Linked DNA regions of Mus musculus: regions 2 and 3 are each linked to region 1. Evidence: chromatin loops called from intact Hi-C (ENCODE). Cell type or tissue: left cerebral cortex. All regions are shown on one strand.

Evidence for each region. A loop is a pair of places that touch in the nucleus more often than their neighbours do. Peaks named below come from ENCODE experiments on the same cell type or tissue, not always from the same donor. Only the 100,000 strongest peaks of a DNase experiment are listed, where the experiment ranks them.
Region 2: a loop joins it to region 1, with 8 times the contacts of the local background. A loop is called at or near these places in 7 of 42 quality-filtered maps.
Region 3: it touches region 1 in a loop (5-fold over the local background); 9 of 42 quality-filtered maps call a loop at or near these places.

What each region holds. Positions count from the first base shown.
Region 1 is chr9:27,284,585-27,292,584 of GRCm38, reverse strand. No RefSeq gene overlaps it. Among named protein-coding and RNA genes, the nearest start is that of Igsf9b, 11 kb to the left of the region's middle. In left cerebral cortex, a CTCF peak has its summit at 4,950 (motif pointing right); DNase peaks (open chromatin) are centred at 4,932, 5,528, 6,070, 6,677 and 3 more places; H3K27ac peaks cover 482 bases.
Region 2 is chr9:27,205,456-27,213,455 of GRCm38, reverse strand. No RefSeq gene overlaps it. Among named protein-coding and RNA genes, the nearest start is that of Jam3, 54 kb to the right of the region's middle. In left cerebral cortex, no CTCF peak of the experiment used is centred here; a DNase peak (open chromatin) is centred at 4,420; H3K27ac peaks cover 838 bases.
Region 3 is chr9:27,187,893-27,195,892 of GRCm38, reverse strand. No RefSeq gene overlaps it. Among named protein-coding and RNA genes, the nearest start is that of Jam3, 36 kb to the right of the region's middle. In left cerebral cortex, no CTCF peak of the experiment used is centred here; DNase peaks (open chromatin) are centred at 4,231, 5,179, 6,399, 6,991 and 4 more places; H3K4me3 peaks cover 932 bases; H3K27ac peaks cover 5,413 bases.

The DNA of each region.
Region 1 (8,000 bases):
CACATGCCATATTTTTCTGGCTTCATTCAGGAACACAAAAAGGAGGCTTGCTGCTCTGCATGATGTTTGTTCCACAGAACTCAGGATCTGGGTGATAGCCTTCTCTGTGAACTGTCCCCCGAAATATGTCACCATCACACCTCAATAATTTCTTATTTTGCCAAAGGCTACAGTATGGGAAGTATGTTCAAGAATTCTTGGCCCCCAGGGATGAGTCTGTACACCTAGGTGTTCTGTGCCTGCTCAAGGCTAAAGGATTCTGTGGTAAGTTGCTGGCACAGGTGGGCTATTTCTACACCATAATATGTAGAAGTCTAAAAGACAGCTAAAAATATGGCGTCTACTGGAATGCTCACGCTGTGGCTATAACATGTTGTGGGTTTGGATTACCCCCTTTCATTTAAGTCATCATTCTTCCAACCATAGGAGGGACAGTAGAAGGAGAGGACATGAGCATCGTTACAGGCAGTTCCTCCTCCATAGCATCCCCAGTAACCCAATCCCATTCTCCTGTGATACTATACAGGAAGCAAACAGGATCTGGAGTTTTCCCCCTAAAGGATTACAAGAAGAGGGATTCAAACATAACAAACAAGTTTCCCCAGTAGTGCATTGGGTCATGGACTTGCATGCATTTGGTACCATGAAACCAACAAAAAGTTTCTAGATGCCCAGGATTAGAAAAGCAAACAAAGTCATCAGGTCATGGTTAGTGCCAGCAATAGAGAGAACAAGGACTTGGGCTAAGGACGCATGAGCAGAAATATCTTCCCAGTGGCCAAGTAGACCCTGAACACTAATCTCCAATCAGCACTGTGCTAGACAATAAGGAGGACACAGCAATGGCAAACCATTTGGCATTCAGACACTAGAGTCTGACCATGTGAACAATTCTTACGTGTATCTCTCAACGCAACACCACAAGAAAGATAGTGGACTGGTCCATTTTGGTTCCTATAACAGAATATTCAAATGTGGGTAATGGTTTTGCTTTATATTATTCATTATCATTATTGGGTAGAGCGCATAGTGCGGTGTGTGTGAGTATGAGCACACAGGCCACCACATATGTGTAAAGAATAGTGGACAATCTTCAAGAATCAATTCTCTCCCACCACCATGGAGTCTGGCACTTGAACTCGGGTCATCAGCTTGTTGGCAAGCACTTTTACCCCCCCCCCCCCCCGGTTCAAGCTCACCTGCTATGAGAGGTTTGGGGGCCAGAGACATGGTTCTGTAGTTAACAGCTCTTATTGCTCTTCTAGAGACCAAACTGGAGCACCTATGTCAGATGGCTCACAGACACCTGTAACTCCAGCTCCAGAGAATCTGACACTCTTCAAATTGTCTTCTGGCACAGGCATACACATGGCTTGCACACACACATCCACATAAATAAACATAATAATAATACATTTGTTTAAAAATGAGGTTTGTTTAGCTCCGATTTAGAGATATAAATCTAAAATCCCAGTGCCTTTTTTTGGTGAAGATCTAGATAGTGTCATAGTAGAAGTGAAAGGTCACATTGCAAGACATGAGGCCAGGGAGCAAGTCAAAGTTTGGGATCCCTGTCACAATTCCCTACCATGAGAGCCCAGGGTCCTACAAGAATTACCTTTGTCCTTTCCAAGGTCAGCTCATGCAGTAATCTGGCTCCTCTCACGTGTGTGTTACCTTAAAGGTTCCGCCAGCTCTCAACACTGCCCAGTAGTAGCCAGGCTTCAACACATGATCCTTTCAAAAACAAGCCACATCCACACAACAGTGCTCAAGTTCAAACAGCCATAGAGCTCCAAGAACATGGCAGTACAGGTGGCTGAGGTCTGAGCTCAGTCTTCAGTAAAGAGAGAAAGAGGAAGAAAAGTCTACCAGGGAGTGAGCTGTGGGGTCTATGGCCTGCAGAGGGCAAGAGCTTATATGGTGAGCATCCTTACTGTCCACCTCAGAGTGGACAGTCAGTAAGTGTTCATGGCAAGTGAATCTGTAGAGATAATAACACATTGACCTGTCTAGCCAGTTATAACACAAAGAAGCCTCCATGTAAAGAATAGAGCATGTGTTGAGGCAATGATGAACCTGGCCAGCTGGGGAGGGTGAGATCAAAGAATAGGCAAATGAGAAGAATATGGACAAGTAGAGGTTAATAGAGATGACAAATAAGATCTGGTCCTCTGCAGGGACACAGAAGACAGCGTCACTTTTGGTTCCAATGAAACCAAAGGCACAGAGGCTGGGAGTCAAAGAGGCCCCTGCAATGGTGTGAGGAGGAGTCTGTGATTCTGCTGTGGACCCACAGATGGATGAGCTGGGGGTTGGGGGGAGGGGGAGAAAAGGCCCTGAAGCCACAGCTGGAGAGTTTGCAGGGGTCTATTTTTGGCACCCATTCGACCCCAGACCTCTCATTCCCGGACCCCTCCACGCTTAGCTCTCAACTCCACACAAAAGGGCCTTGTGTGGGAGTGCCAGTAGATGCAATGCATCTTTATATCATTGCCTCCCCTCCCCAGAGCCTTGGCATGAGCAGAGCTCTACCAGGTGCTGGAGACAGGAAGGGAGGGGCTGGGCACCAGACAGGAGTCAGAGGGCAGAGGGAAGCAGCAGCCCCTCTTCCCCCTGCTCCCCCCACCCCGTGCCTTTTTGCCAACCCTTCCCTCAGTGTCCTCCTGCCTGCTCCTTCTCTCTCTCTCTCTCTCTCTCTCTCTCTCTCTCTCTCTCTCTCTCTCTCTCTCTCTCTCCTGTTGTGCTTCCCCTCTTTTCAGTCCCTTCCTTCTCTCCCGCTCTGTCCTTCCCTTACTGGGCTGCAGAGTCAGTGAAACCTAGAGACAGAGCCCGATTTAATCTTGGCAAACATCCAGGACAAAACATACCACAGCAACAAGTTTCCATGGTGCTTGGACACAAGGCAAATGAGGTCTAGGGAGAGATTGCTGGCCTCAGATTTGTCTACCCTGAGTCTCATCCCTGCCTCACCCATCAAGTATATATCCTTAAATAAGACTTTTAGCCTCCCAAAGTCACGCTGAGAATTCTGTCAGTGACCAATCATTCAGTCACCATCAAATTGGAACTTGCAATGCCCAGTCAGCAGCTTGCACACCAAGAAAACACGGAGCACCTGTGGTGTACCATGCCTCCACGTGGTCCCTCTCCTCACACAACTTGCAGTTAATAGCAATAGGGCTTCTCAGAAACACAGTGCAAATTCAGCCATTAACAGAAAGCCAGTCCAATTTCAGAGTTCAAGGACTGCTATGTTCCCAAGGTCTATCAGATTCTTTGGAAAGGGGACATAGCGTGGGCTCCAGTGCTCCATGGAATGTAACTGTTGCAGCTCCTGTTGAAAGTCAGAGGATAGTGCTAAATCCCAAAGCTTGCCTACAGGCAATATCTATTCTGGGTAATTAGGAATAAGGGACAACAGGAGAGTGCAGACTCATCGCATAGGAGACAGTTTGCTGGACCCATGAAAGCCTAGCTATAGACACACTGGTGTGTATGAGGCATATTCCTGGGACTGGGGTGAAGGGAAAAATAAATAGTGGTGCAGTATATTTGGAAAAAGGAAAGAATTTTATCCAGAGCCCTGATTCCTGAGGGATCAGAAGGTAGATGCCTGTATATACAGAGGGAGGGAGGGAGGGAGGGAGGGAGGGTGGGTGGAAGGGAGGGAGGGAGGGAGGGAGGGAGGAGAGAGAGAGAGATTGAGAGAGAGAGAGAGAGAGAGAGAGAGAGAGAGAGAGAGAGAGATGAAGACAGAGACAGACAGAGAAACTCTATCCCTTTCTAGGAAATCAAGTTATAAAAGGGAAAGCCTGTAGACTTGTGTGGGCACAGCTGCCTAGTAGGAGATTGAGGGGAGGCCATTTGAGGCTCTGAAAAGAGAGTTTCATGGGAAACCTAGCACAATGAGCTCATAGAAGGAGGAATGTGAAGTTAAAAGGACAGAGGGGCAGGCTGCCACGAGCACTGCTTGCCTGGCAACTTCCCAAGGTTAATCGAGGGGCATCAAGCAGACTCTGAGACATTCCAACACTAGGGAAGCGGGTTGCACCGTTACCGTGGGGAGAAGGGGCCTCTCTCTGCCCGAGGCTGCTGTCACTTCTGGAGGCTTTTTGTAGAACGAGTTCTACAAAACCCATGGTGGGTTTTGTGGTGGGGCATCTCATCCATCGTCCAAGCAGACAATCCGTTACTGACAGACAGGCAAGACATCAGGGCCTAGTTCAACTGTCCTTGGACCCAGAGATGACAGCAGTTAGGAAACCTCTGTACATAGTTGAAACCCCCACTACATAAGAGATGGACATTTTTAAAAGAGCACGAAGGGAAGAGGGAGAGAAGAGGAATCAATGATAAAGGCAGGGAAACAAGAAGTCTAGACTGCAGGAGAAAATGGTGGCACTCTAGGGGCTTGTGTTCTAGCATGAAAGGTTTGGCATAAACAGAAATGCCAAGCTCTTATTATATGATATTAATACAACCCAAACCCATGTCTCCACATCAACATACAAAGCAACAGCCACACAAACACTAGTGCAGAGGACATACATAGGTAAGTGTGACAGAGCAAATGCATTGGTGCACCATGTATTGGTGCAGGACATTCTGCACATAGATTGGTACCCAGAATCCCTCCAATCACCGCATGTGCATAACTACAAAGCCCACCCACTCTGCTCTGTGGGCAGGTGTGACACTCCTTCTGGAAGCATAAGCTTAACACACACTGAACCACAGCATGTGGGTTGTCTGTGGTCAGCCGCAGCAGAATTCCCAGCATGGGTGTCCCTAGAACACTCTTGCCATTCGTGCCTTTTCCCAAGGATACAGCTTTTTCATGGTCGCATAGTACACAACATCTAGGATGGCCTACCTGTACTTCATCTTAATTATAGTGTAGAGGGTACCCATGTTCCCTAGCTACAGAGTCTAGGGAACAGCCACCAGTAGGTGGCGCCATTAGGAGCCTCTTAGAACCAGGAGTGGGATTAATGAGGACAAATTACATTTCTAGAAGGAAACTTGGTCATGCCCAGAGGGGAAAAACCCTCTTTACTGTGCCAGGGCCAAGCTCCGAAAATGAATTTGCCAGGCATTCAAGACAAGGATGACCACTCCCAGGAGGAAGAGAGAGGACGCAAACTAACAAACAAACCCAAAACCAAACCAGCCCAGAAAAAGGGATCAGGAGAGCCACTTCTGTGTGAGCAGTTGGAACTGGACACATGTGCACACATGTTAACTCTTCATGAACACTTTTGAGTGCTGTGCTATGATGCTAGACAGTCATGTATGTGTCAGTGGGTGTGGGCAACGTAGGTGTGTGAAAGCTTAAGGATGGGGGTGGGGCATGGACACACTTCAGCAGGTGATGCTACATAAGATGAAACCAAGCAAGCTAACACTCTCATGGTCACACCATCAGCACAGCACAGACCACAATTGTTAGCCTCTACCAACATAAACCCCAGCCCACACACTCCAGGAACACACACACACACACACACACACACACACACACACGATCACAACACCCACACAGACAGGTGCCGCACTGCCACATACAGACCTGCTCGCCCACACACTTTCACACATATATACGGCCTCAGAGAGAACCATAGGAATACATAGAATTGCTGTAGAGGCATGCACTGCTCTCCATGTGCACACACAGGTGTGTACTCTCACACATTTGGTGCTGTATCTGTAAATTCCCATGCCCTCACACCCTGGAGAAATTGAGAGAGAAGAGACCCTCCTGTTTTGTGCAGCATCGTAATGAGACATGAGAAAGATGTACAAACAGAAAGACTCCTGGTCTGAGGAAAGAGGGAAAGGGCAGAAAGGGACAGTCTTCTATGTGTCCTGTCTCCTAGTACTTCCAGGTTCCTCAGCACAGTGGCCAGGACCTCTACATCAGAGACAGGAGAGCCCCTGGCATTTCCTCATAAGTAGAGTCTGAATCCCTTACTGCAGATCCAGGGTGTGTACAGTCAGAACCAATCCAGCCCCTTTGATTAGGGAGGCTTCTAAACAAGCCACAAAAGCATATACCTCCCACGGCTGTTGTGAGTCACAAGTACCAGAGTCATGCCTGAGCTCTCCATAGGGGTGGCAACACCTCAGATTTCTATCACCATCCACTCCCGGACCACAAGGGAAACAGTCTGTGCAAAGCACACTGGATAATTTGGTGACACAGCATTTTACATTTCAGGGATGTAAGCCATGAGACCTGGCTTCTCACACGAACGTTGCTAACCTCTGTGATCCAGGAAAATCACCTTCCTCATCTGAGCCTCAGTTTCCCCTTTAAAGACCCAATTAGTCACAGTAATAGCACTTGCTGGAGTTGAGGTTTCCACATGGTAGGCTATTCATAAATACTTCACACACAAAAAAAATGAGTCTTTGAATCCCTATGGTACTAAGAGAAATGACCTATTATTCTCCCTACTTTGCATGAAAGCACCTGTCCGTAATCAGACACGTGGTCAGAGATGAGCCCACACAGCCACTGACAGAATCCGTGTTCTTAAAGATGACACTGCTTTAACTCCTTGATGGCATGCCATGTGCACTGAATGACATCATGGGTATAGAAGTTCTTTGAAGACTGCAAAGCATTCTACAAATGTGAAGATAGGTTGTTATGCATCCCAGCCTGGCTCATGGATGAGTAACTGCATAAATAGTGAGAACCACACAGAATGCAGGAAACCAGATGAAGATGAGGACCATCTGTGACAGGCACATCACACCAAGAAGAGAGAAGTAGGTAGAGGATAGGACAAAGGGGGCTCATGAATCCTGTGCAGCTCCTGCCTCTTTAGTTAACCCATTACCTGCCAAGAGGGCAAACTTTTTTTTTATTAAAAAGAGAATTTTCAAGTCACCTTAAAATCCCCCTCCTAATTATAATCATTACCTCAATGGTCTCCTTTTACCTATGCATGCCCAGTCACCATACTTTCCAACACTATTACTTAGAACACAATGTCCCAGGACAGCTCTCAGAAGGATAGTCAAGAGGCTTCAAAGAACTGGAGGAGGTGTCTCTAATGCTCCGAAGATCAGGGCATGGAGCCCAGGAATAATTTTGCTAATTTCATGAAAGAAATGGAAGCTCTGGACTCTGTTCTTGGTTCCAAAGCTCATTCATTCCAGTGTGACCTACAGGTTCCTGAAGGAGGTTGCCTAATTCTCAGAAGACAACCACATATGCTGTACACAAGGGCAAACTCCATCTCCTTAGATGACACACCTCTCATCATAAGGTGGCTGGGACACAGGACAAGGAGGGTGGATGCTACACTGCCCCCCCCCCACTTCTTATATCCCCTCACAGGCTTTACTCTTCAAAATCCCTGGCAACCTTCCCCTTCCCCAGGCTGCCCCTCCTCTTCCCTCCCCTCCCTGATGATGAATCCATTAGCACAGAGTTCTTTTCTTGCACTTCTCAAGCTGGCAAAGCCATCTCAGGCATTTAGTGGTGATGCCTGTGAATCTGTCAGCATTAGCAGAGCAGTGAAGGCACCAACCATACGACGTGGCGCTTGCTCCTGTTACAGCTCCTCTCACACTGCTCTCCAATAGTCAGGACCCCCTACATCTTAAGGAAGACACAAGACTCAAAGGAATGGAGTCTTAAGGAGCCTCCAGAAAACCAAAGGAGGCCAGAAATAATGGGCAGGAGAACTTTCCATTAACCTTCAGACCAGCCTAGGCTTCAGAATTGTCATGCTGTCCTTCCCTCTTCATTCATAGCTTAGACAGGCTTTTTCTTCTGAGAATCCTTTTCTTCCCCCCACATATAGGATACATACAGAATACATCACCATGTACCCTTCCTTCTTAGCAACCTTTGCCTGCAGCTTGCACTCCTGCTTCATGATCATCTCCCCTTCCACTCCTTGATGCTGTGTCTCCAAACATGGTTTATGAACCACCTACATGAAGATAGCCAGAACATAGGAAAGTACCCCAGTCTCTGAAGA
Region 2 (8,000 bases), 79 kb after region 1:
TTTCCTGAGTGCTATGATTAAAAGTGTCTACCACTCCTGCCCTGCTGTTTCTTTGGTCTTTTGAGACAAGGTCTCACTATGTGGTACTGGCTGATGTGGAATTAGTTATGGAAAGCAGGCTGCCCTCCAGTTTGCAGCAATCCTCCTATCTCTGCCGACTGAATCCTGGGATTACAGGTTAGGGTTAGAGTTAGGGTTAGGGTTAGGGTTAGGGTTAGGGTTAGGGTTAGGGTTAGGGTTAGGGTTAGGGTTAGGGCTAGGGTTAGGGTTAGGGTTAGGGTAAGGGTTAGAAGTTGGAATTATAATTATCAACCATTGAAAACCCAATTATTTATTAGAAACGTACTGTGTGTCAATCTACTCTTCTCCTGAAAGACTTACAATATAAGTAAAAACTGCATTTCTTAGTGACTAAAATATAAGTAGTACATGCCGACTGAAAAATGATGGAATGAACAAAAGGTCCTTCTGCATCGCAAGGAGGACATGGCCACTCCAGATGCCATGGTAACATGTGCTGTTCATCCCCTCCCCCACTGACTCAGCACTCCTCTGATTAAATGTATTTCCATTACAGTTAGAAGAAGCCAAGCAAAATGGATTTTGGGGAGAGATAAAATCTCCAAGTGTTGAGGTTCAGAGGCTGGCTTAATAAAGCACTTGCCTGGCAAAGGTAGAAACCCTAGTGCAGATCCTTAAAACCCACATCAAAAGCTTGGAGGTTTTGGTTTGGAGGAAGTCGTGAGCTCTAACCAAATACTATTGTTTAACTAAACTGACAGAGTATCAAACTGCCTTCTAAATATTTATGTGAATTCTCAAAGATAAATTCTGCTCCTGACCTTATGAAGAGAAATATCTCTAGAGGACAGGGAAATTCATGGCAGGGTGCTGAGAATACTGGTGGTTAATGTTCAGCCCTAAGTAGGACATTTATACTGTCACTTTTGAGGTTTATGGAACATTTCAAAAGAGGGCAAAAAGAATGTAAGAGCTAGAAGATAGGAAGAAGGGCTGTGAAATGCCATCGTCTGGGCAGGGAGTAATCTTATCATACCAGCTGTGGATGCCTATGTTGGTTGTACACAAGAATGAGCTGGCCATTAGCCATGCACACATGGAGGAGGGTCACTGATAAATTGTAGAGGACATGAAGTTATTGCCTTCACTCCTACTGGTGACCCCACCAGGCTCCAAAGGAAAGTCTAATCCTTTGGTCACACAGACGGCTGTAGTTAGTTAGACTAAGTGGGTCACAGAAACCAAACCAAAAGTCATGAATCCAAGGGAGGAACTTGTGGGAAGAAAGGCATATGACAGGAAGGACAGGGAAATGGGAGAGGGCTGGGGAAGAGATTAATCAGAATACATTATATACATGCATAAAGTTGCCAAGGAATTAATTTAATTAAGGAAATTTAAAACCCAGGCTCAGTGGTGTGTGCCTACAATACTAACAGCACCAAGATGGGAGGTGGAGACTGGCAAGTTCCCAGAAATTCATAGCTAGCCTGACCAACATAAGTTACAACCAATGACAAAACTGGTCTCAAGTAAAAGGTAGAAGGCACTTAAAGACTGAAACCAGAGGTCATGCTCTGACCTCCACACTCTTGTTGTGCATGCATCCCATGCACACACATGAACACATGAACACACACACACATGCACACACACACACATGCACACACACACACACACACACACACACACACGCGCGCGTGCATTCATACCATCTCAGGCATCACCTAAGCAAGCAGTTCTCGTGTGCATTCATACCATCTCAGGCATCACCTAAGCAAGCAGTTCTCGTGCCCAGGAGTTCAGGGAGTGGAGTCGGAGCTCTTCATAATGGCCTTATGATGGCCCCAGGGAAGCAAAGGCTGTGCTCAGGCTGTGTTCAAATGGGAGTGCCAACAAACAAAGATGGGGACACCACTTTGGTCTCACTGAGTACCTAGCCAGAATCTGAGTCTTTGCCCTTCCCAAGATTTGTAAAAAGGAAACTCAAGCACGTTTCTTACAGTTTCCAAGACGAGAAAACTAAACCACACAGTAGGGACTTACCTGTGTACAATATAAACCGTAACCAAGTAAACTGAAGAGCTGTAGCAAGTTCTGCCTATGAAAAGCCAAGTTGCCTGGGGTGATGGAAAGATGAAACTGGACTTCCCTTATCCTTCCAGAAACAGGTTCAGGGGACAGAGAGGCAGAGACTCCCACCCTAGGAACATTTCTCGTGCTGCTGAGTTTGTGTTTGGGGAATAAATCACTTGGTATAATGATAGAGCTGTAGGTATTTGTCGTGTGCATTACACACATATGTTCTGAGCTCACTAAAAAGCTGAATCTGGAGGCAAAATTACTCCCAACTTCCCATTTCAGACCCAAGTATGCTTATCTTAAACTCTCCTACAAGGACCCTTGTATGAGAATGGTTTTCCACCCAACTCTGTGGCAGGAAGAGAAAAAAGCGGCAAAACAGCCCACGAGGAAAACCATCCTCTCGTTAAAAATAGCTAGAAGGTAAACCATTTTCAACAGATGTTACTCTTGTTTATCCCATGATATAAAAGTGCCCACAGTGGGAAAGAGAAGCCAGAATTTCCCCAGAAGTTCAGCCATGGGGCACTCATCCATATAGACCAAGCTCAATTGGGAACATCAGCCGACTGCCTCATCTTCACTGGGAACTCAAGCCGACTGCCTCAACTTCTCCGGTTGACTTCTCCTGGATGTTGTGAGCACATAATTTGAAAGTGTTATCTCTATCTGTAACTATTTGTTCTTTTACCTGACAGCTTCATCCAAAGGGACCCTGCGCTCTGCCTAGCCTGGGACTCTTTCCTTTGGGAACTCCAGCTTGCTACCTTAATGGGCTCCCCTAGTCAGTTGATACAGGCGATTCATAAATCTCTTGTGATTGTTTCAACTGTCAACTTGACACAATCCGGAATCTCTTGGGAAGAGGGGCTCAGTGATTGTGTAGATTGGGTTGGCCGGTGAACATGCCTGTGAGGGATTTTCTTAGTTGGGTTATTAAAATGGGAAGACCCACCGTGCATTTCCTGGGCTGCGTCCTGAGCCTTCGAGAAGGGGGCTGTGCACAGGGACACATGCTTGTACTCATCCTCTCTTTGCTCTTGACTGTGGATGTGACTAATTGCTATAAGTTTCTTCCTGACTTCCTCACTATGTTGAACTGTAGCCTGGCATTGTAAGCTAAAATAGACCCCTGTCTTCCCGAGTTGCTGTTTGTCAGGGTTTTTCACTGCAGTGACAGAAAGGAAAGTGGGACACCTCCGATTTGATGATGTTCCCTTCCTGCTGCCGTTTGTTCTTTCACTCTGAAGCCTCACCCAAAGGGACACCCTGCTCTGCCTACAACTTTTTCTGTTGGGAACTCCAGCTGATTGACACACTGGGGCTTCCCTAGTCCATTTCTGCTAGATATTTTTGAGCACCCAACTTGAAGGTTGGCGCTCACTTGCACTCCCCCCCTCTCTCTCTATATATATATACAAATACATATTTTATACATGTTAAAGAGTATTATTTAGTATTTAATATATAAAGAATAAATAGCAAGATCTACCTACCATCTATCTCTTGCTATTTATTCTTTAATTTTCACTTGCTATTTACTTGTTAAACTCACTCTCTCAGATCTAAGGGTATGAAGTATGGCTATCAGAGGTCATTCCCTAATGTGTGGAATAGCATTGGAATAAGACATTGTGATAGGAAGTTCCTATTGGCCCCTCACTCAAGGTTCTTTTGCTTTGTTTGGGGGAACTTTGTAGCCTGAATGCCTTCTTGCTCATAGGCAGTCCTGACCTCATCAAGGAGATACATGTCTCAGTTCCTTTGCACAGGAGAGATGGATCTTTCCACCATCTGCTCTGACCTGTAGGTGCCTGTCTCTTTCCCTGGCATTTGCCAGGCAGAAGTGGCCTTCTTTTGGGCCCTTCCTCCAGCTCTACTCACTGGTTTCGTTGCTGTTCCCTTTCCAATGCCATCACCTCCTCTGAAAAATGGAGGCTGTGCTTCCATTTGGTTGTAAAAACTCCTATGTATTATGATCATATGTAGGTCTGTCACACTGCACGGAACCTGTTTGTTTGCCTGCCTGTTTCCTCATTCAAACAGGGTGTTCCAGTGGGGGGCACAGACCCTGCTTTACGAGACAAGGTAGTCCAGCATGTAGCATCACAGTGCCTGGCAGTGAACTTCATTGGATGGATATACACTGCTAGACAGTGTCTGGTCTGCTGGGGAAGTCAGCCCCACTCCTGGGCAACAGCAAGGTTTCCAGTATCACTGAGCTTTCTTGGTACTATCCTTCAGCATGGGGGCAGATCAACACCTCTGATGGGACAAGACCAGCTGTGCAGTGCCCAGAAAGCAGTACCAGGTGGAGTGGAGGCGTTCTCAGTGGAGGCAGTGATGGGAAGGAGGGGGAAGCATGCTGGAGATCAGCTGTAGGAGTCATGACTGAAAGTCCAAACACAAGGAACCATAAAATCCCCGGGAAAATCACGAGCCAGGCTGGGTGCAGGAAGAACTGGGGAAATGAACAGGAAATGACTGGTTTGACATTTTTACTTCATTTAGAGCTTTAAAAAAAAACTTTTTAAAATTGTATTTTATTTAGTGTGTGTGTGCACACATGTGCACTCATGTTTGCATGCACATGACACATGTGGGGAAGTTGGAGGATAACTTATGAGAATCAGCTCTTACCTTCTTAAACTCGGGTCATTAGGCTTCATGCTAAGCACCTTTATTTACCAGCTGAGACTTCTCTCTGGCCCTTATTTAGAGCTTTGACTTCTGTAATGGCTGGTGTGACCCAAAAAGTAAAGTGGCATGTCTCCAAGTTTAGCACTCCATGACCACAACAGCCCTGAGGCCCAGCTATATTATCAGCTCAGGGCTAACCCTAGAATGTTCATAACTGATAGATCCACCAAACACAAGATGCCCAGCAAAGGGTTTTAGACACTGGCTGTTATGCAAGATTTGTGTTCATTTACCAAAACCATGTCTTCCACACAGCTTCCTCTTTGGAAAGACTCTGTCATTAACAGGAAAAGTAAAATTTTGCTGCCCAAAGTTTTTTTTTTTTTTAGGTTGATTTATTTATTTTATGTATATGAGTACACTGAAGCTGTTCAGATGATTCTGAACCTTCATGTGATTGTTGGGAATTGAATTTAGGACCTCTGCTCACTCTGGTCAGCCCCACTTGCTCCGGTACACTGTAGCTGTCTTCAGACACACCAGAAGAGGGCGTCAGGTCTCATTACGGGTGGTTGTGAACCACCATGTGGTTGCTAAGAATTGAACTCAGAACCTTCGGAAGAGCAGTCAGTGCTCTTAACCACTGAGCCATCTCGACAGTCAGATGGCCAAAGTTTTGTCCCCGATCATCTACCAACAAAAATATCTTTGGTGAGCTATTTCACCTCATGAGGTCTCGGTTCACTTTTTCAGAGCCCTAAATGTCTATTGGAAACCTTCCATAGTTACCTACCTCTTACACTCTTTGCCCAAATATTATTTTTATCTGAATTTGCTGTCCTGGGTCCCAGTGCCCAGGGGCTAACATTGCACATTATCTGCCTTAGATATACAAGGCTCAGCAACAATTAGGTGGTTTTGGAAATACAAGGCATGTGGATTCAAGGACCATCCACAATCACCAACAGAGGATGTAATATGAAATGTCTTTAGCATGGAAGACAGGACCAGGCCCCAGCACATGCAGACTGATGGATCCCTCAGCCCACTTTAACCTCCTTTCCCCCAATCCTTTCTGCTCCCGTATGCATAGAGGGCTGGGAGGTTTCCTCCTTATAAAAACCATTCTGCTTTTCCTTCCCCAGTGGCAGAGACAGCCAATCAGTCCCTCTTTTGAGAAGCTGACTTTCTTCCCAGAAGAGGCGAACTCAGCTCTATAATGTACTTCTTATCTTAGCAACTCAATCTACATGCTGATTGCTGTTGTCCATGCAATGAACAGCAAAGGGCTGCAACCCCCAAATGTTAAGTGAAGAGGAAGTGTCCCGTGATAGAGATGTTTGCTGCTCTGCAGCCAATAGGAACCAAAGACTACATGAGGAAACAACCTTAGGAAGAAGTACTGGACTGCTTAGAGCTGAAAAAAATGCTGAAAGGGCCACCAGTCTTCTCCTGCTGGGGAAGGGCATGCCTCTAAGTAGAGGTAAGAGCCAACACCTTGTTTCTAATGATCTCTGCAGAAAAGATAATGGTTCGTTGGCTACTCACTCTGCTGGTTGTCTACCCAACTGTCAAAGTTCTCATGACCAGTATGCTCCAGATGTACATTGCAGGAAAGAATTCTGATAAGCCTGCACTCAATACTCCTAAGGAATGCCCCTAATACAAACTATCTTGGGTTTCCCCAATTTCATAATACACAGTATAAGATGAGACTCTGCATGAATATTTTGGACCTGAAGAATAGGAGTCGAGATCACAGCAAGTCAGCAGAACCTTGACTAATCTGGTGGTCAAGATGGCATGAACGACAGCAACAGCAAAGAGCAGGGACCACAGAAGGAACAGCTCAGGATGCACCCAGACTCCCTGGGCAGTGTCACCCTCAGTGGTGATCTTCATGGGAGTTGTGAACATCTGCATCTGTGTCCCAGGAATATGAACTTGTCACTGTGTGTTCCTGAAGAAGTGACATCCCTAATTTTCTCCATTTGTGTGTCACATCCATTATAATATGTGGCACTCTGGTAATTATACAAGATCTAATCTTCCTTCTTCTTACCGGTCAGGTTTATCTCTTAAAATAAAGAAGCTGGAAACAATGAGGGCTTCCCTTAGGGCATGAGATGGCACTGCCCTGGCTTGAGATGGAGCATTATATGTAAGATGTAGCCCCAGCCCTGTCATAGGGACCACAGAGAAGCATCAGAGGAGCATCTTCAGTTTTCCACATCATGCTCCTGAAACCCACATCCTCCTGAATTCTCCTTTCTATAACTGTGCCCCAAACACAAATAAGCCCCATTTGGGTTTCCTAAAAACCAACTGGGCATTTTTCAACTGACACACAGTTTTAGTACCAACCCAAAGTAGAGGTAAAGATTATAAACTTTGTTGTCAACTATTTATTTATTTACTTATCCATTCTTTCATCCATTTATTTAGCGTTAATCTGCACATCGTCTGATCTACTGTTCCACTGTGACAAGCACACATTCTCCTAGCCTGGTCCATTTTACTGGTCTGATTTTCTCCCTTCTGTTCAGAACAGAAAAGAAAATTAAGCTGTTTCTCTGAAGACCTGTGCTCAGTATGGCCTCTTCTAGGATGGAAGCAACTAAAGACCCTGCCCCAGTCTCTCAGCTGTGGTCTCAGAGACATTAACACCAGAACAGAATCCCTCCCTCCCAACAATGCCCTATAAACTAGGCATTTCATTCTCATTTTACAGGCTAATGGAGCCAGGGCTTGGTGACTTTCCATCTGTTCCTGAAACCTGGGTGTTGTAGGAATCATTTAATCCCAATCCAGGTTTCTACTCCACCTTTGACCATTTAGTTCCTGGATAAAAGACACATGCAACCTTTATATTTACAATAAGCCTTACTCAACACAAGATCTGGGCAGTTATCTACTCTCTGTGCTGTTAGAGTCTACTTTCCTATCAGTAGTCCTGAGTTATCACTTACTATGTTTCAGCTGCTCTTAACTCCGATTGGCCAGCCCTCAGAACCATATTCTCTTGAACTCACTTAACCCATGGAGGTTTCTCCTTCCTCCTCCATCTTCTTCACCTCGTGCTTCTCCTCCTCCAACCTCAAGCCTGGGAAACCTAAACCCCACCTGTATCTGTTATGCCCAGTCACTGGCTGTTGGCATTTTATTTACCAATCAGAAATCATTTGGGTCTACGTGAAGACTCTAGGTCTTGAGAACCCTTACTTAGCTTAGATAGACAGCAAGACCAAACCTCAACA
Region 3 (8,000 bases), 97 kb after region 1:
GTTTGTTTTAAGAAACAGAGTTTCACTATGTATTCCTGGAACTCACTCTGTAGATGAGGCTGGCCTGGAACTCAGACATCTGCCCATCTCTGCCTCCGCAGAGCTGGAATTAAAGACATGTACCACCACTGCCCAGCTTAAAGTAATCTTTTTAGAAGAAGAATTTGATTAAATCTAATTTTTATTTTTCTGGACAGAAAGGAAAAATGAAATTTCAGAAAATTAAGAGGTTGGCTTAAGAAGTTCATGTGAAAACTCAACAGTCCAGGTTATGGAAGAAAAGCCAAGCTGATTCACAACCAGAAGCATCTCAGGAGTGACCAGCTAGTGGCCTTAGGTTAGGGGAAGCAGGTATGCATGGGGGAGGGGTTAGGGCTCTTCCAGGCTGCTGCCATGGTCATAGCTGGTATACACAAGCGGGAGGTGAGGAGTCTGCCGTCAGCTCATTGCTGGCAAAGGATCCCAGAAAGGAATCAAGTGAGTTTATGCCACTAGAAGGCAATCCTGTCATGGATGTGAGCCTACAATCGCTTGTGTTTCTGAAGGAGAGGTGCACAGGGCTGCTGGAGACTTTGAGTCATTGGGAGGTGAAGGAAAGCACAAAACATCCCTGATGCAAGACATGTCGTTTACCCCTGGCCACCTTCTGACCTCCTTGGACCAACCCTGGCTCCTCTGGAGAAAGCAATGCTGGGGAATTTGGCTAAGGGGGAAGCACACTGGGAGTAAGAAAGTGCAGGGATGGGAAGATTAGAGGGAGCAGGACATCAAGTGCATGGAGCAAACACAGGACGAGACTGAGGATCAGGATGGGAAACAAAACATAAGGCAGGAAGAAGGGTCCAGGATGCTAAGAAGAGAAACCGAGAAGCTACAGGGACTGGAGGAATGACATCAGATACTGTGTGAGGAAAAGAAGGCTTAACGGCCCCATCCCAGCTACTGCCATGGTCATAGCTGGTATACACAAGCAGGAGGTGAGGAGTCTGCCATTTATAACTCCCCTTCTGCTCCATCCCTCTTGTCCTATTTAATCTTCCCTTCTCCCTTCTTCTCTCTACCTTTCTCCATTGTTGCCTCTTTTCCTGGGGGTTGGGGGGTGGGGGGGGGCTGTGCCTAGATCTGCTTGGTTTATTATCCCTCTCAACCTTGAGTCTAAACTCAAAACCTTCTGAGTCTAAACTCTATTCAATTGCTTCTCATAGTCAGAGAGCCTAGAAACCAAGATTCTGATTCTAGATCAGTCGCTCCAGTGCTGGAAACACTGGCTAAGGGACTTACCATGAGAAACCACCTTTTCTTATTTTATGAACCTCCTGCGGGAGCTGTCAGGGATGACGGAGCGCACACAAATGGACAATCAAAACACCAAATGACAAAGTCTTACTCTTGGATTCCTTCACAGGCCTGCACTCCTCCGGTGCCTTTAAGGGCAGGTGATCCGCGTAGCATCACCTGCTCAAGGTGGACAGGCTTTCCTGTGATCCTCACAGTCGATCGCCCAACACAATGGACAGGCTGCTGTGTCCACATCAGAGGAAGGATCTTTGCAGAACAGTCTGGGCCTTGATGGCTCTCAGAGAGCATAGGTAGGCTTCCAAACATTAAGTCAGTCTAGACTGTGGTCTAACACAGGCTCCTAGAGTTAGAGGCCAAGACGTTTGATCGATGAAGCCGATCTAGGCTTCTCACAGGTAGAATAATTGAAGTGACGTTTCAAAGAAGCACTGAATATGCATAAGGGGGAAACAGAGAGAGGGGGGGAGGGTGAGAATATGTATGAATACGAATATGGGAGAAACTGGAAAGAAACAAGTGATGGATAAAGACAAAGACAAAACCCAAGCTCTAATACTTGGTGCATAGATGTGGTGGGGCAGAGACGTGGAGAAGGATGAAGGGAGAGCATTCTGGTAGAGCAATAAGGAGGCTAAGAGGAGTTGAGCCAGGCAGCCGGTAGAGCAGGCAGATGGAACAAGAGAGACAGAGAACAGAGCCACCGAGTGGGCACGCAGTGAGGCCTGGCAGCCAAGCCCTATGGATTTCCGAGAGAAGCAGATGCTTCCACAGGAGCAGCAGCTGGTGGTCCCTGAGTGTGTGCCTCCTTGTTGACTCTAGGCCCAGTGCAGCCTCCTGGGCAGCCAGCCTCAGCCTGGAGGTGCAGTCTGGGTCTAGAGAGGCAGATGACAAGCCTTGCCCCTCTTGGCCGGGGGGGGGGGGGGGGGGGGGGGGCTCCATCTCTCCTCTGCCATCCTCTCTTAGGCCCCACCCACCTATTCCATCTTCATTCCTTCCCCCCACCCCCCATCCCCCAGGCCTCTTGAATCCCAGGAAAGTCATGAACAGCAACCCCGTGACACACCAGGAAGGAAGTGGGCTGTGTTGGAGGGGTGAGTGTGAGCTACCACAAGGGTGTATACTGTGGTGAGAGGACTGTGGAGAGGACAAATGACTCTGTGAGCCCACAGTGAAGAGCTGGCGCCAAGAAAGCTGTGGGGAGATCATCCTGCAGAACTGCTGGCGAGGACGGGAGTCGGGGCTGTTAAGCTGTCTTCTCAGAAGTCCTCTCTCCCAGGGCTGACCTGCCATGAAGCCCAGAGACGGCCACAACCTCTTCTGAGCAAAAAGAAGTTGAACTGAACCTAGGTCAAAAAAAGTTTGGATTTCCCTGGCTTCATTCTGCACAGACGGCTGCTATGTGCAAGCCCCCTCCAGTGGGTAGAAAACATCAATGGGTTTTGGTGTGGATGACAATCCCTCCACCCCACCCCACCCCCGCCTGCCCCAAGATTTCCTCTAATAGGAAGGGAGCTCAGAATAGCTAGAGAGGGAGGGATCCTTCAAGATCTAGCATTCTATTGAGACCTAAGTAACTCTCATGATGCTTCCTTCCCGACACACCTCATCCCCTCCCAGAGATCTTTGAGATAATCCTGCAGTCACTCACACACCAGGCTTCTCTGCTGTGTATGTGTCAGTCTCTCTGTGGTCCTAAACCTAAGGTCAGAGGTTCTCTCTCAGACGTGACCCCAAAGTAGACAAGAGTCTCCAGGCTCTGGGAGGGAAGGTGGCAGAGGGACAGATAGGGCTTAGGATGTAGTATCCAGTGCAGCCACAGTATGAGTGAAAGACAGGTACCAGGGAGCCAGATGGGCCAAGAAGAAACAGAAGTTAAGTAGGAAGAGACGGATAAACAGCAGACACCAAGCAACCAGCCAAGCATATGCTTTGCAAGCAGGCAACACAAGCACCCAGTAGAGTTTGGGGTGGGGGAGGGGACACGGGCCCGCAGGGAGAGGGACACCAGCTTTTTCTGTGGCTAAATGTTGCATGGTCAGAATTCGTGATCTAATCCTTCTCCGTGGAATCTCAGAAAAATGGAACAGCAGCTTGCTGGCAAGAGAAAGAAGCACTTGGCACGGTGGGGAGGAGTGCTTAGGCCTGTTGCCATGGATCAATCTGGGCGGAGGAAACTGCCCCAGGCTTGGATAGCCAGGTGCCATCTCCAAGACCCCAGAGCATAGACCCATGAAGTCTGAAATGATCCACGAGAAAAGCAGAGAATTGTGGTGTGTCTGCTCAGGAAGTCCTTCAGCCCTGCAGGTGCCAGCTTCCCGCTGATGCTGATGAAGCCCTTCAAGGCTAGAGCCCTCAGTCTGGGTGATGTCATCCCTTTGAGCTTCAGGCAGGAGAGGGGTGGAGCCAGGCTGCTGCCTTGCGGAGTTTGCAGGCTCCACCTCCAACCCAGTCAGCTTCTCGCAACCCCCACCCTCTTGGCCAGCTTTCCTGGCCAACCTTGCCAGAAACCGGATGCTGCCGCAGCGCTCCTGGGAGGAGGGCCACCTAGAATCACCCTTGCAGAAAGCCAGATCTCTACAGAAAAGGGCTTTCTTTACCTGAGTCTTCTTCACTCGTTCTTCACTGTTCCCATATTCATTTGGGGGAAGCCCTGAGGTTTCTTGTGAGGCCAGCCTTACTCTCCTCCCACTGCATGTGCTCAGTGTGCTGCCAAGTACCGGGTGTCCCAAGTACGGGAATTTCTTTAAGAACTGTCCCAAGGGAGGAGTGACTGAATCAGACAAACAGCACTGTGGATCTGACAGTGCTGAGCTAAAGGAATAAAGGTTCTGAGCTGAATATAAGCCTGCTCTAAGTCCTAAAGCCAATCACACTCTTAAGCATTGTGCCTTCACCTCTTACAAGGTCGGGCCAGACACAAGTCAGCCCTGCGCAAGCTGCTGGCTTCTCTCCAAAGCTAGCATTGGCTCCAGCTCTCTGCTTCCCCGCCTCCTCCCCTCACCCAAACTAGCCGCTGTGCTTGGAGCTTTAGGATGCCTGGAATGGGCAAAACTATGTTTCCCTAAGCCTGATTTAGCAAGATACTAGGGGATTGCCTTCAGCAACACTAGACCTGCCCAGGGTAGCACAGATGCTCATCCTAGCCTGTCCTGGGAAACACCACACTGCAGGGTCTCTTGTTTGTAGGCACTCAGCTGCTTGGTATAGTCCCAGAGCCCAAGAGCAGAAAGGAACTTTCCCAGGTGTAAGCCCTAGGCAGCAGTCTAGAGCCAAGCTTATATGCCCCAGTGCAGATTCTCAGATCAACTCCAGGGCATTCTTACTTAGCCTAAATACTAGATCTGAAGTCATACTATGTATGGTGGGGGGGGGGGGGGAGGTAGAAAAAAGGACCTGGGAATGAATTTTCTACTTTGATTCATTGAGCCCTGGACCCCAGACCTCTAGCCTACTAGGAAAATGTCCCTGAACTTTATAGTTCAAATTGTCCTACTGGTCATATATGTGTGTGTGTGTGTGTGTGTGTGTGCGTGCGTGTGTATTACTCAAAGCTGCTTTCTTTTACATCAGATTTAAGTCCCATAATACTGCCATTATGAAGACAAAATAATTCGACCTGAGTAAAATAGTAATTTGATCTAATTCTTATGAGTGGGTAAACTGAGGAAGGATTTGAGCAGATATGAAAATCTTCGCAAGTTTTGTGAAATCATACAAAAATAAGTGAGCAAAATAGCTTATTATGAATCAGCTGAGAGCTCAGGTGCCTGGACACCTAATATATAATCATGTCTCTGTTTCGTATTCTTAGCTCAAAATGAAGAGACATGACAAGATGACTGGGAACAGACGCTTCCACCCACAGACCGATGCTTGAAGAAGGAATGAGAAAAGAAAGTGGGACAATTGTGTGATAAAGTGGGCTAACACCTGACAAGTGGGCCCTGATGGCAGCAGGGTTTAGAGAGATTGAGGGGTGTGGCCTTCCTAGTGGGCGTGGTCTGGAAAGGGCGTGGTCCGCTGTGATCTCAGACTGTCTGAAGGTGCTGCTTCTGCCAACTGGGGTATGCATGTGTGTTACATGCACACCTATATTACGACTATTTATAGGGATGTCCCGGAAGGTGTTACACATGAATTTGGTAAAACTACTTTATAAGACATGTATCATTGGCATGTGCATGTAAGATAGAAAGGGAAGGACATGACTGTGTAGAGATGTGAGCGCGGCCCATGAATATTTGTCAGGGTTACCTACCATAGGGGAGAGTTTTTTACAGACAGGTTCAAGAATATGGATATGAACACAGGTTTGTGTTTGGGATCACCGCAGAGCACCAGTCATAGGGGTTTATTTCTTAGGCCTCCCGAAGAGTCACCTGTGCTTCTCTCGTTACGGTGACGTTCTCAGAGATTTCGTCATACGTTTTATAATCTATGGATACACCCGTAAGAGCATTCAAGCCCAGGAGATCTGGCAGAGCTTCTGCCCCTTTGTGGCCCCTCCTTCACTCCCCTCCCCCTCCCAATTCTGCAGAGCAGAGGAGAAGCCTTGGTTCTAGACAGATGATTGTGGCTAAAAACATTTCAATTCTAGCCTGGAGGCAGGGAAGATGCTGGGGGAGGGGGGAGAAAGTCTCTAAGAGAGATGAAGCCTTAGCAGGTCTTGTTTGGCCCCTGGATTGTCTGGCTTGAACCCCTTGGTGCCAGAAACCCCATATTGGGGTTTCTTAGACTTACAACTCCTATGCCCTCACTTGTGTATTGAAGCCATGGCTGGGCCCCAAGTCTGGTACTGAGGATGATGGGAGAAAGTCTCCCTACCCATATCTGTGAAAGCCCTGAAGAAGCATCCAGTTACTATGGAGCAGACAGGCTACCTTAGCCTTCCTCTGATTCTCAGGTGGTGCCTCAATAAGGGAAATGGTAGCTCAGCTCTCATCAGAGCCCTGTGGCTCACTCCACACAGGGCCATGAGTCTCGAGAAAGTAGATACTCCTGCATTCCCACATACCTGGCCAGCTGCCAGGGAAGGCTATCCTCTGTCACCACAGGACAGCCCCACTGCCCTCCATCCTCAGCTGTTTGAGCTGTGTTGAGCCTTTCCCTGTGGAGTGAAACTTATAAGTCAACAACCTGTGCCAAAGCTAAGACAATGTTGGCTTTAATCACGGGATGGATGGCTCACTCCTTGAGTCTAGTGGCAGCCTCTGCAGTCAGTGCCTCCACTGCAGCTGCAGGATGGAGCCATGACAAAGAGAGTAGAGGGTAGGAGTGCACAAGGAACAGACAGTGTGGCCACTGAGGGCACCTGGGACTTCTCTCCAGGACAGGAGGGGTGGTTCTTCCCGTGCCAAAGGACATCTGCGATTGGGCTCAATTTCTCCCCTTCACATTCTAGGACAAACCTATATGATCACATGGCAGAGCCTAAGGGTACAGAAGAGCTGAAAGAGACCCCAGCACCCCTTTCCAATAAGAATGTAAGAGTATTGAGACCTCTGATGAAGGGAAAAGAATTGGCGACTGTCCCAGAGGTCACTTGGGGTCATATGACTATAGCTGTGCAGGAGTTTTGTAGTTCTTGTCTGCCATTTGGTAGCATTTAGAAATGTTTCCAATGGTTCAGCAGTAGCCAGATTCTCCTGATCTGCATTGGGAGATGGCTGTGATTAAAATTCAGCTGCGCAGCTCTTGCTGGGAACTGCAGTATATATTACGCACCAGAGCAGGGCCGAGCAGAGCCTCCCACTCTGCAGCAAAGGAACGCAGAGCCCCTCCAACTGTCTGCAGGTCTCCAAGTGTGTGGTCTCTCCATGTGTTTTCCGAGAGGGGTTCACAGTTTTAACTGATTTATAAAGCAATATGCTACCTGAACAAGGCTGAGAACTGCTGCCTCACAGCATCAGGAAGATAGGCTCCAGAGAAACCTGATCTTAGCAATCAATAACTAGGCATCTAGAAACATTCAGGGTTGAACTTTTTTTTTTATGGGAATATGTTTTTTTTGCATACATTCACTTTAGAATGTAAGTTCTTCAAGAATAGGGTTCTTGTCTGTTGACTTGCCTACCAAGGTAGCTTAAGCCTAGGCCAATACCTAGCCATCATGTGTGCAAATACAAAAATTGATGGATTGATTAATCTGCCTAGTGTTTCCCTTCCCTTGGCCACTGCTTGGAGTACAAGAGTCACTAGAACTACCATCATTTGGGGACCTATGACAAATATTTTCAACAATCATTTTGTAATTGAATATTATGTCTCAGGGTTGTTCACCTACTGTCAAAGACTTATTTACCACTATGGAAAAACTCAAGGCAGTGCACCCACAACCAAGTCCAGCATTCATGCTATTGCTGCAGAGGCAGAGGAAGAACCCCTAGGAGATGGCACAGATGTGCTCAGCTTGTGCTAGAACCCAATACCCCAAACAGAACAGGCCTGCAAAATTCAGCATCTTGGAGTCTGCACATTGGCAAAAGAGCTCTAAAACGGGCTAGGACCACACTAGACCTCTGTGCAGGCTGTTAGCCCTCTGGATAAATTCTGCTTGTCCCTCCCTTCCCTCCCCACTTTGCATCCTCTGCAGCTCAGCTGCTAAGCCACTGGGGCTTAATAAGCGGGGGACAGGAGGCAAACTAGAGAGAGGCTTATCCTGGGGTAGAAAGTGCCCCCTTCTGGGACAGAAGAGAGCCATG